3 separate regions of the Homo sapiens genome follow, and all the other regions are linked to region 2. Evidence: chromatin contacts called from ENCODE Hi-C or POLR2A ChIA-PET data. All regions are on one chromosome and are shown on one strand. The core of a region is the stretch at or near the end of the contact, and the rest is flanking DNA. Distances in the headings are between cores, read along the strand shown. Region 1 overlaps SLC1A2 (solute carrier family 1 member 2). Region 2 holds the start of LMO2 (LIM domain only 2). Region 3 has its middle 64 kb from the start of MIR1343.

Region 1 (3,677 bases), core at 224-2,723, 1.4 Mb after region 2:
TGGCACAGGTTTACCTATGTAACAAACCTGCACATCCTGCACATGTACCCCACAACTAAAATTAAAATTAAAATTAAAAAGAGAAGGAAAAAAGGTTTCTTGATGATCTCTATCTAGAACCCTTTGAAGGTGACCCAATCAGCTCATTAATTGTTTGCTCTTGAATACTTGCTTTCACCCAATGGGCTTTGATATTAATAACAGTATTGATTATACTCTCAACATTTATGGAACATACTAGCTCTGAGATAAGTGGTTTCCTTTGTTTGATCCTCACAACAACAATTCTATAAGCAAGTAGGAGGAAGGAACAAACAGATAGAGTGCTATTATTATCCTCATTTTATAGACAAGGAACTAAGGCCACCAATGTGCCTAAAATGACCTAGTAAGCATCAGAATCACATAGCTAAACCTACATTGGCCCAAATCCAAGACTTTAGTTTGTAGGACTATGCTCAAGTAACTAGGCAGCCAATTCAAATACTCCATCCTCCAATTTTATATTTATAAATTACAAGCACTCACAGCCGGGGTCAGCAACTCATGGCTTTCCATATGGCCCATGAAGCCTAAAATATTTACTCTTTAGCCCTTTACAGAAAAATGTTTTCTGACCCTTGGCCTAGAACAGTAAACCAAATCCCAAATTTTCCATTCAGTGTACTGAGGTCTCTGTAGTACTTGGGACCAGCAGATTCCACAACATTTTTTAACTCAAGAAAAATATTTATTTGCATTGATTTATGTAAATGACCCTGAGTGATGAAAGTTGGAAATAAATTTGGGGAAAAAAAGAGCTAAAGAGTTGTGGTTGTAAAATATCCACCTCCTAAACTACTGCAGAGCTGCTGGTTAACCAAAATCCAGGGAGGGTTTTGCCAGAATCATGAAGAATTTTATGAATGGGTCTACACTGAGTACAGAGAAAAGTGCCCACAGGCCTCTCTGTATCCATGTTGATGGGGGATTAAAGAAGACTCCTCCTACCAACATCCAGCCAAACAGAAGACTAGCTGTTTAAATGGCTGCCAGCATGCTAAGCGAATAGAAATAGTGACAAAGAGGGTAGTCAGAAAGGCAGTGAGTAACTATTCATTGTTTTCAAACGTGGCGAGAGGTGTTTGGTAATCTTTGTGTAAAACAGACATCTGAGTCATCTCAGCAGCAGGGAGTTCTCATGAGTCATATAACACATGCTAGTCACAAATCAGGTCTTTCCACCAGTTCAGGAATATTACCAACAGTATCACCACACTACTCAGTATGGATCCAAAACTCAAGGAATATCTATCTAACTACACCTGCATGTTCAAATGTACTAGATGTACCATGGTATAACAGGTGTACCATGGGTGTACCAGTAGGTGTAAACAGACTCTACCTATAGGGTAGAGTCCTTTAAGGTTGCAGAAGAAACAGCTGCAAACTCCAAAACTGCCCCAGCTTGCTGTGTGAACTTGTGCATGTGCTGCCTCTTATCTGAGCCTAAGACTCATCTATAAAATGAGATGTTTGAGTTGGATGCCTCTCCCCTGCCTTCCAGCTCTATGAGTATGTGGAGGGGAAGCTCCACCAACAGTTTAGAAACAGTCCTGGAATACACTGCTGACTTATGACTCATAATTCATCATATCTCATTATCTAATTAGTATTATAATTACCATCAACATTATCATTGTTATTATCCTTAGTATAGCATAAATAATAACAATATAATAATAACTAGCATTTCTTAAGTGCTTTGCATGTGCCAGATCTTATTTGTTCAGGTCTCTAGAATATGTGGGACAAGAAGATTGTAGTATCTGCATAGATCAGGAGTTGGCAAACTACAGCCATGGGCCAAATCCAGTCAACAGCCCATTTTTATAAACAAGGTTTTATTAGAACACAGCGAAGCCTATTGTTTACCTATTGTCTACGGTTACTTTTGCACTCCAAGAGCAGAGTTGAGTAATTGCAACAGAAACCCTAAAATATTTATCTGACCCTTTACAGAAAACACTTGTTGACCCCCTTCTTTTAGACCCTACATAACAAATCTGTTGTTTTTTGCCTCCCTAGTGTCTGCTTGCTACTCTTTTGGTTCTATCCTCTCGACTTCTCAGGGCAATTCCCCTTCTAACTCCCGTCCCTATGGTTTGGATGGAACTGACCCATGCCCATCTCAGGACTGGTGAATCAGGATACTCTATCCTCATAACCACATAGATTTGTGGGTGATCATGTGGACCAAGTTGGTCCAGTGAGATATAGTCCTAAGACTTTGGCTAGAAAAAGTGGGAAGGAGGAGCTCTTCTTTGCTGAGGTTTCTTAGCTGCTAGGATGTGTCCAGAGCTGCCGGGAGCTTATAAGGGAATGACCTGCCTTTGTTTGAGGACAAGGAGATATGGAAAGAGAATCAGTCCTAATAATAAGATTTTAGCTCCTAGATCCAGATACACCTAAAGTTATCTCTAGACTCTTTGGTTAACAAGCTGATATATTCTCTAGTTCACTTAAGTCAGACTAAGGTAGGCTTCCCTCACTTGCAACTAAAACAAAACAGTCCTTTGAAATAGACACAATTACTTTACCCACTAAGATACACCTGATCAAGATCACATAACCAGTAAGTGGCAGAGGCTAGGACCCAGGTCTCCACTGAGCTTTTCAAGATGAAGGGGTCAGCATCTAGAGCTCTCTAGAAGATCTGGCTAGAAGCAGGGACACAACCAACGGGTGATTTTCCTGTCTTTGAATTGCTCTCTAAAGGGCAATTCTTTGGGGGATCATCTTGTTTTCTACTTATGACTGTCCCATGGCAAGACCCAGTAGAGTACTGGCTTCTCATGCAGTAATTTGGGGCAAGTTATGACAAAGAGTGATGTCATAGCCATTTGTCAGCTCTTCATTCTTGCCATTTAACTGGGAAAAATTTTTGCTGGGGAGAAACTTGACCTCCCTCTGTTGGGATATTTAGTCATTCAGCAAGAAACATGGAATCAGGGAATCTCAATGCGGTGAACAAGATTGTGGGTCAGGGCCCTTCTGTGTCAAGGAGTCAGTCAGGACAGATTTTGCTGAAGAAGAGATTTCATAAAATCAAACCTAACTGGAACTATCCGTTCCACAGGGCATCTTCTTATACTCTGCTTTGAAGGGGACAGACTCCAGAAGGAAACATGCAGTGCAGGGTATGGAAACAGAATCTCTCAGGGAGATGTTTGGTTAGTGTGTGGCTCAATGTTACACCTTTACCAGCTGGAGGACCTTATCATGAGGACTGGGTTTCAGATAGGGATCCTGGTGACTCACAGGACCCTCTGTCAGGGGTCCACTGGTCTCAACACACCACATCAAATGAGAGAATGGATTCAAGCATTTTTTAATGATTTTCAACCATGAGAGTTGAGCATAAGTTGGATGGGCAGATGGATGGATGGAGGGATGGATATTGGACACACAGAAGATTGATAAGCACAAATATATACATGTATAATTGTATATATAGAGATTACAAGTAATATTTCTGGAAAGATCACAGAATATTGCTGAGAGTAGCAGCTTCTAGGGAGAACTGAGAAAATGGGTATCTCAAATGAGAGGGTGACTCACAGATCACTGTATTCTCCTTAGCTCTGTTTAAATGTTTTCCTATGTGCATTTATTGCTTTTTCAATGTTAGGATTAAA
Region 2 (3,586 bases), core at 262-2,761:
TGGTCTTGAACTGCTGACCTCAGGCGATCTGCCTGCCTTGGCCTCCCAAAGTGCTAAGATTACAGGCGTTAGCCAATGTGCCCGGCCTGTAAGTTTTTTAAAAACCTAGAGGTGAGTAATTATAATAAGTGATATTATTATTATTATTACTCTTAACAACAATGACAATGATGACTGATGAGGGCTAAGTACCAGCTACTATCCAAGCACTTCCATGATTTATTTCTATTATTTCTCACAATGACCCTATGGGTACCCCTATATTACAAATGAGAAAACTGAGGCTGCCATCTTTCTAAGGTCTAAAGTGATTTTCTGGGAGCACAAACAAGAGCTTAATTAATTTTAACAGATAAAGACAGAAAAGGCTTCACAGAAGATTCACCTTTTCAGGGCAACCTAAAGAAGTATGGGTTGGTTTTCTTTAAGCTGAAACATTACGGCAAGAACCTGGAGTAATATCTGCTTCAAAGGGGAGTTATGCAAAGTCAACAAGAGAAGACGTGTAAAACCCAAGCACAGTACCTGGCACAAAGTAGATGCTCCCAAATCTTTGTTCCCCTTCATTGATCCTCTGTGATGGAAGGAACTTGTAGCCACTTTCCTCATCCGCCTTGGTTTTTCAAAAACACCCTTTGAAGTTATAACCTCCTTGGGAGCCAAGGCTTCTCTGAAGCACCCCATTACAATCTTTGCCCTCAACTCAGAACTGGAATGTGTTTGAAAATGCTAACAAGGGCAGCAGCCCCACCTCTTCGTCATTGCCTAAGGTTGTTAGGCAAACACACACACACACACACACACACACACACACACACACACACATGCACACACACTCACACAGTTGCTGGGGAGATCATGGTAAACACAAGCCTCTCTTTTGGATCAGAATAATTGAGTGGTCTCCCTTTGTGGCCAGTGTACAGGAACAAATTAGATGGGTAAATTAGCAGTTCCCGAAGACATTAGCAACCAGCGGCTCACACAGCAAGCGCCTGACTCACCGTGGGGCCTCTCCAAGTCACAGCCTATGAATAGATGCTCTTCCTCCCTCCGAAAGAGAAGCCAGAGTGCCCGGAACACCACAGGGGAAGCTTGAAGACTTGTACCCCTTTGGAGTCTTTTTATTTTAAAAGACCAATTTAATCACCACTTCTTCTGGCTCCTTGAAGATGAAAAAAGTTCCCTTGCAATCGTCCATTCATCAGAGAATTAATGAAGCCTACTCACCAGCAGATGATGTAATCCTGGTGGCTTCCCCCATCAGATCTAGGCTGCCTGCCCCACGGATACCTTCTGGGCTAATTGCCTGCTTTGCACCTGTTCCTTCTCGGGAGGCCCTGGCACCCTAGCACCTGGTGCCTGTGCCATCTCCCCTCTCTGCCAGGACACCCAGAGGCCCTTGTGAATAGCAAAGCCCACTTAACGGCTGAGGGCAGGTGGGGGTATTTCCTTCTCAATTCTGCTCAAGGCCCGTTGCTGTTCTTTGAGGATGTTGCAAATCCAGGGTTTGGAGGGCTGGGCCTCTTGGTGGCCTGGTTGTCTATCTGATAGGGCGGAGCCTTCACCCTTGCAGCGAGCTCTCTCACACCAGATGTGCTCTGCGTGGAATCCTAGGCCATCAGGGGATTCCTTAGCAAGCCCTGCAGGACCCAAATCCTAACTCAGACCCTCATCCTCCTACTCAGAATGTGGAGACTTGTGATCCTCAGTTTGGACGAATTCCAAGAGACCTTCCAATTCCCAGAGGCCATCTTTGGTTCTGTTCACACATAGCTCCCTCTCCCTCCTAGGCCTTCTCCCTTTGAATTTCTCCCCTACACCATCAGCCTGTATTTACTTCTCCTTCTTGCTTAATGCATGACTATATTATCCCAGTTAAGGGGGTCTGCAGGTTTTATCAGAAAGTTCAGAGGCTCACATGACCTGGATTGGAACTTGGCTCAGCCACTGACTAGCCAGACAAACTCAAATAACGTACACAGCTTCTCAGCACCTCACCCCCTCATTCATAAAAAACAGGGACAATGGTACCCACTTTGCAGGGTTGTTGAGTGGATTAAATTAAACAACACAAGGAAAGAGCTTTCCTAAGTTCCAATGCTATGTAACACACACAGTATTGTCTTACCCAGCAATAATTTCGGTGCACGGATCTGATCATCTCTTAATTAAATATTGAATTCTCCTAACACGGTTCTTTTTTTGAACCCCTCAGGGTCTGAACAGTTATAAGTGCACAGAAGTTGGGTCTTTATGAGCTGAATAAAAGGAGACTCCGGCTGTCTTCTCTTTTGTCCTTACCATAAAGCTCTTGTCAGCTGCTCTCCTGGCCCTGCCTCTGACCCTGGGCTTTGGGGCCACTATAGGCTCTCCTTTCCTTGTCCCCCTCTGAGTCCTGAAGTCCTGGTTTGCAATCTGCTGTTGCAGTTCTCTGGAATGGCTGCTTCCCCATGCGCCCCTGTCTGTCAGCTACCTCCCCCGCATGCATGTCTGTCTGCTGGGCAAGGCCCAATTCCGAGGTGACAGCTCACCGGGCCTCACCCACAAGTCTCTTCCAAGCATTAGCAGCCCACCCCAGTCCAAAGATATCTTTTATAGCTGATCTCTGGTGGCACCTCCTACCTTCCAATTAGGAGCCTGTCAACACCCAGGCCATCACTCTTCCTGCAGTGTCTGACAACACACACGCCTGCCGCGGCTGCGCCGGGAGAGTCAAGCAAAATTGTTTCCATGGTGGTGGTGGTGGCCTGAGCACAAGAGTTGAAATCTAGGTGAATCTGAATCTAGTTCTGCCTTCTCACTTTGCAAGGAGGTGTCTTATTTCTCTTTGAATTGGCAGCACCAAGCATCATGCCTGGCACACAGTAGGTACTCATAAATAAACACGTGTAAATCAAAAAGGCCGAAGATACATTGCTAGCTTGCAGACTCCCTTTCTCAATGTCTAATGATATCCAGTTCATTTCTTTCTCTTACATGTGCAAATCAGAAAGTTAGCTCATAACTCATCTGTTGTGACTTTTTCTTTCCTTTACTTTTGTGGTTGAAAATAAATTTACCCCAGAAAAGAGAGAGAGAAGGTGCCTGATTCCTTTGTCCTCCCTCTTCGATCCTCTCTAAATCCCTGGGTCATGGTAAGACTCTCTGAAATTCAGGGCCATTTTCAGACACTGGAGCCAATGAGGGAAGTATGACACAATCGAACATTTTTCTTATCTGGCAGTGTGGTCTGGTGGTTAGCATACGGGCTCTGCCAGTCGGAAGTCTGCCTTTCTATTTCTGGGGCTTAGGGGAAACCATGAAGCAACAGTCTTAGCAGCCCACTCACTCTTGCTTTCTCTTTCTCAATGTAAAATTGAGTTCACATTGGACCTGCTTACCCACAGCAGTCACCAGCTCAACCAGGGAAGGAAACGCACCACCCTGCTAGCCCTGCTTCAGCCTTGGGTGAGGCTGTGAAGGCTGGTGGTAAGCCGATGAAAGATAATCCAAAGAAATGAAAGTGAGGGTGATGAGTAGGAGAGCGGTTTGGGGCTGAGGGTACGAAGATGCCATGATGACTGACTTAACCACATCAAACTAA
Region 3 (3,525 bases), core at 486-2,985, 1.1 Mb after region 2:
GTCAAAAACATACTCGATTAAGTAAAAGCACTATTTGTCAAGACTAGCCCATAACATTATGCTTTTTTGTAAAATGTTCTGAGGCCAGTTTCCCTTTTATGGTGGGTGGATATGTGAACATTTTATGCTCGTAGCATTGACTCATTTCTTATTTGGAGACCAGATAAGTCATCTTGTATATTTATTTTTTATGATACGGTAAATAAGACATTCAAAAGCAACTAACCTGAAGCCTCCTTTTAAAAATATCCCCCAGTTGTGTTTTTTCATAAATGAAAAATTGCACTCCCTTTAATTGGGGAATGACTTTTTACCTAAGGTTTCTACCTTATGATACTCAGATAACAGATATTTGGTGGACTTTTGCTTTTTTCAAGAGAAAAATTATTAAGGAGAACATGCAGGGGGGAATAAGACTAACAACATGGAAAATACTCATGGTATGTTTCATGAAAAATATAGAACATAAATTTCGTGGAAGTATGTAGAAAAATTGAATAGGTACGTGCACAGGAGCTCAAGAATAATATGGTCAGTCAGTCATCTGATTTGATGAGAGACAGAGCTGGCCATTTAAAAAGAAAATGTAAAGTTTCACTGCATTTTTTTTTCCTGCACTGAAGGACACTCCTTAGTGGTTAGTGTTGATTATTAGCATTGGCCTAAAGACCAAACAACACCATTGAGTAACAGGATTTTTCAAGATTCCATGTATTTGTCTGGTATTTGGGTTTTATTTCACTTTACAAAGATTTTCTTTTTTGTTGTTCTTGTTGTTTTATTATACTTTAAGTTCTGGGATACACGTGCAGAACGTTCAGGTTTGTTACATATGTATACACTTGCCATGTTGGTTTGCCACACCCATCAACCTGTCATCTACATTAGGTATTTCTCCTAATGCTATCCCTCCCCTAGCCCCCCACCCCCCAACAGGCCCTGGTGTGTGATGTTCCCCTCCCTGCGTTCATGTGTTCTCATTGTTCAACTCCCACTTATGAGTGAGAACATGCCGTATTTGGTTTTCTGTTCCTGTGTTAGTTTGCTGAGAATGCTGGTTTCCAGCTTCATCCAAGTCCCTGCAAAGGACATGAACTCATCCTTTTTTGTGGCTGCAAAGTATTCCATGGTGTATATGTGCCACATTTTCTTTATCCAGTCTATTATTGATGGGCATTTGGGTTGGTTCCAAGTCTACAAAGATGTTTTCAAATACAAGTATTGATGATTTTAAAGTAATTGTACGCAAAGCTGTGATGTTCATGTGTACTCCATTTGGTGGAAGGCAGAAATGCTCACTGATCTTTTGTTATGTACCCCCAAACATGTACGAGATCCGACCAGGAAGCAAGAGAAACTGCTTTTGTTCCCTGCTTCTCCCCCATTGCCCCCAAGGAGCCATCTGATGTGGACTCATTAAAAGGGAGAATATTTATTAGGCTACAGTGCCAAGTCTGCCATCTGTTATTATTGCTCTCAGCTTTTCCACATGGCAGGTGTGGTCACATCAGCCTCAAGCCATTCCTACTTGAGAGGCAGCCTTCTTAGGAAGGGCTGGATTAGGCAGATTAAATTATCTGCCTTAGATCTTAGGGAATATTTCTTTTCCTTTTGATTTAATTGTACAAAGGTTTCTATTCTTTGTTTTCTTCTTGACAGGAGAATGGTAAACTAAAGGGCTGAGATAAGGGTGTGAACCTATGGGATAGAAGCCCAGGAGGCTGTTTAACCTGTTTCTGTTCTTGGCTTAAGCAGTGGTGTGCCGGTAAATGTTTAACAACCAGCTCTTTGGAGAAGAAATGCATATGGATATATAACCAATTATAAGTCTGTTATAAATTTTACTGATTTACAAGGAGTAAAATATATGACTTACTAAGAACTATAGAACATACAATACTCCTTATTGTATGTTATCACGGAATGCTTTACCTGATTTTATAGAACGCTTTTATTTGCAGCCAAACTATGATTGCAGTTGATGAATAAGTAGGTTACTGACCTAAATGTTGGTTGACATTTTCCTTTACACAAAAGAATAAGATAAAAGTTAAAACAACAGTGACACAGAAGTTTACATGTTTGTCCATGAAGAGAGTACTTTCTCTACTGAATCAGATAATTTTCAAATACTGGAATATTTTCTCAAATTTTGTGCTATTCATAGTGTACCAACTACAAACATGACATTTTTAAGTTTAATCTGCATTATTTACATTTTTCTCTATTATTTTCTTAAGTCTAGAGACAATCCACAATAAATCAATCCCTGATTTGTAGTATTTGCTGATTTCGGTGGTATAAATGCTCTGATTTCAAGCTTCCAATGTAATGTTACTGAGTGTAGAATTAGGAAGAGATGCATAGCTCTCCATTATTACATAGTATTTCCACCATTAAAGATACAATAGAGGTAAAAACCTCAAGAACATAGATAATAGTAAATGAATAGGAAGTGGTGAGCTTTGGGTATTTATTATCTTTGCTTCCGGTATAATTTATTGAATCCTAAGCTTATATAATTTAGCTTTCAGTAATAGCTGTGTTTAATAATCAGCTTGCAAAGTTCTTAAAAGTTTAACAATCAGCTCTCACGAGCTGGTACAAGCCAGCTTCAGCACACCACTGGCCTTAGGCATTCCAATGGCAGTGGTGGTGGGGGTCGGGGGAGACATACGCCAATATGCCATGCTTTTTAAAATATGAAACCCAGGGCCCCACTCCTGGAAATGAGTCTAAGGTGAGACATCAGGGTTTGAGGTCGGAGCTCCATTAACAACCTCTCTTTGCCAGGTCTTGTTCTCTGCTCATCTCCTTTGGGACCTCATGGGGTAGAGGGTGGAATGGGGGTTTGAGGTGGGAAAGAGTTCATGTGCTCTAGATCCTGGGGCTCAGCCACTTTTTTCACTACTGCTAACTTGGGGTACTGGCCCAGCCCCCTTGACATCCTGCGGATATCTTGCTATCCTACGGAAGTGGAAATCAACCCAATTTCTCAGTTCCTAACCAGAAATTAGACTCCTAGAGACCACTGAGAAAGCAGAACTGAATATGAAAGGCTGTGGGCTAGTTAGTTGGGACCATGAAATCTTTTGCTGGGGCTGGCTGCTGACTCATGGGGGAACTTTTCTGTCTCAGTAGCCCACATGCTCAAATATCGTTGTTAAGTAAAGCTTAAGGGCAAAGCGTGATGGCCTCTTGTGTTGGTGTAAAGCTTACTCAACAAATGAAAAAGAATGGTGGCCTCCATCATTTTTTGAAATTAGTCCATGAAAACCTGAACTTAGAACACATGAAATAAGGAATGATGTTATTTTTTAAAAGGGCTTTTGCTTTACAAAAAGACTCACAGTTACTTAGAAAATGCCCCTCAGGTAATTTTAAATGGTGCTTACAAAATCCTCATTTATATATATATATATATTTGCAGAAATACATATATTACATTAAACCTATATTCATTGAACAGTACCCAGAGTCTCTTGCATTATCACTGTAAAACGGAAATGTGACCCTAATTGAGGG

Evidence for each region. Hi-C counts contacts between places; a loop is a spot of excess contacts on that map. ChIA-PET counts read pairs that join two places held with the same protein, here RNA polymerase II (POLR2A). Pooled maps may share reads with other maps.
Region 1: a pooled map shows a loop between it and region 2 (2.9-fold over the local background). The contact joins the enhancer-like site here to the promoter of LMO2 in region 2. A Hi-C loop is called at or near these places in 2 of 50 pooled maps.
Region 3: a loop to region 2 is called in a pooled map, with 4 times the contacts of the local background. The contact joins the enhancer-like site here to the promoter of LMO2 in region 2. A Hi-C loop is called at or near these places in 1 of 37 single-sample maps with no recorded cell type and 5 of 50 pooled maps. POLR2A ChIA-PET finds 5 or more read pairs at or near these places in 1 of 52 experiments (activated CD4-positive, alpha-beta T cell).

What each region holds. Positions count from the first base shown.
Region 1 is chr11:35,336,263-35,339,939 of GRCh38, forward strand. The region is part of intron 1 of SLC1A2 (solute carrier family 1 member 2); the gene reads right to left. Among named protein-coding and RNA genes, the nearest start is that of SLC1A2-AS1, 56 kb to the left of the region's middle. Within about 2 kb of position 1,474, at least 10 of the 41 ENCODE cell types and tissues checked have a DNase peak (open chromatin) inside an H3K27ac peak, as active enhancers do.
Region 2 is chr11:33,890,565-33,894,150 of GRCh38, forward strand. It overlaps LMO2 (LIM domain only 2), which reads right to left and starts at 1,512. Exons shown (of 6, transcript NM_005574.4): 1 at 1,231-1,512. It overlaps LOC105376621 (a long non-coding RNA gene), which reads left to right and starts at 3,382. Exons shown (of 3, transcript XR_931176.3): 1 at 3,382-3,471. RefSeq lists enhancers at 968-1,077, 3,455-3,586.
Region 3 is chr11:35,003,852-35,007,376 of GRCh38, forward strand. No RefSeq gene overlaps it. Among named protein-coding and RNA genes, the nearest start is that of MIR1343, 64 kb to the left of the region's middle. Within about 2 kb of position 1,736, at least 7 of the 41 ENCODE cell types and tissues checked have a DNase peak (open chromatin) inside an H3K27ac peak, as active enhancers do.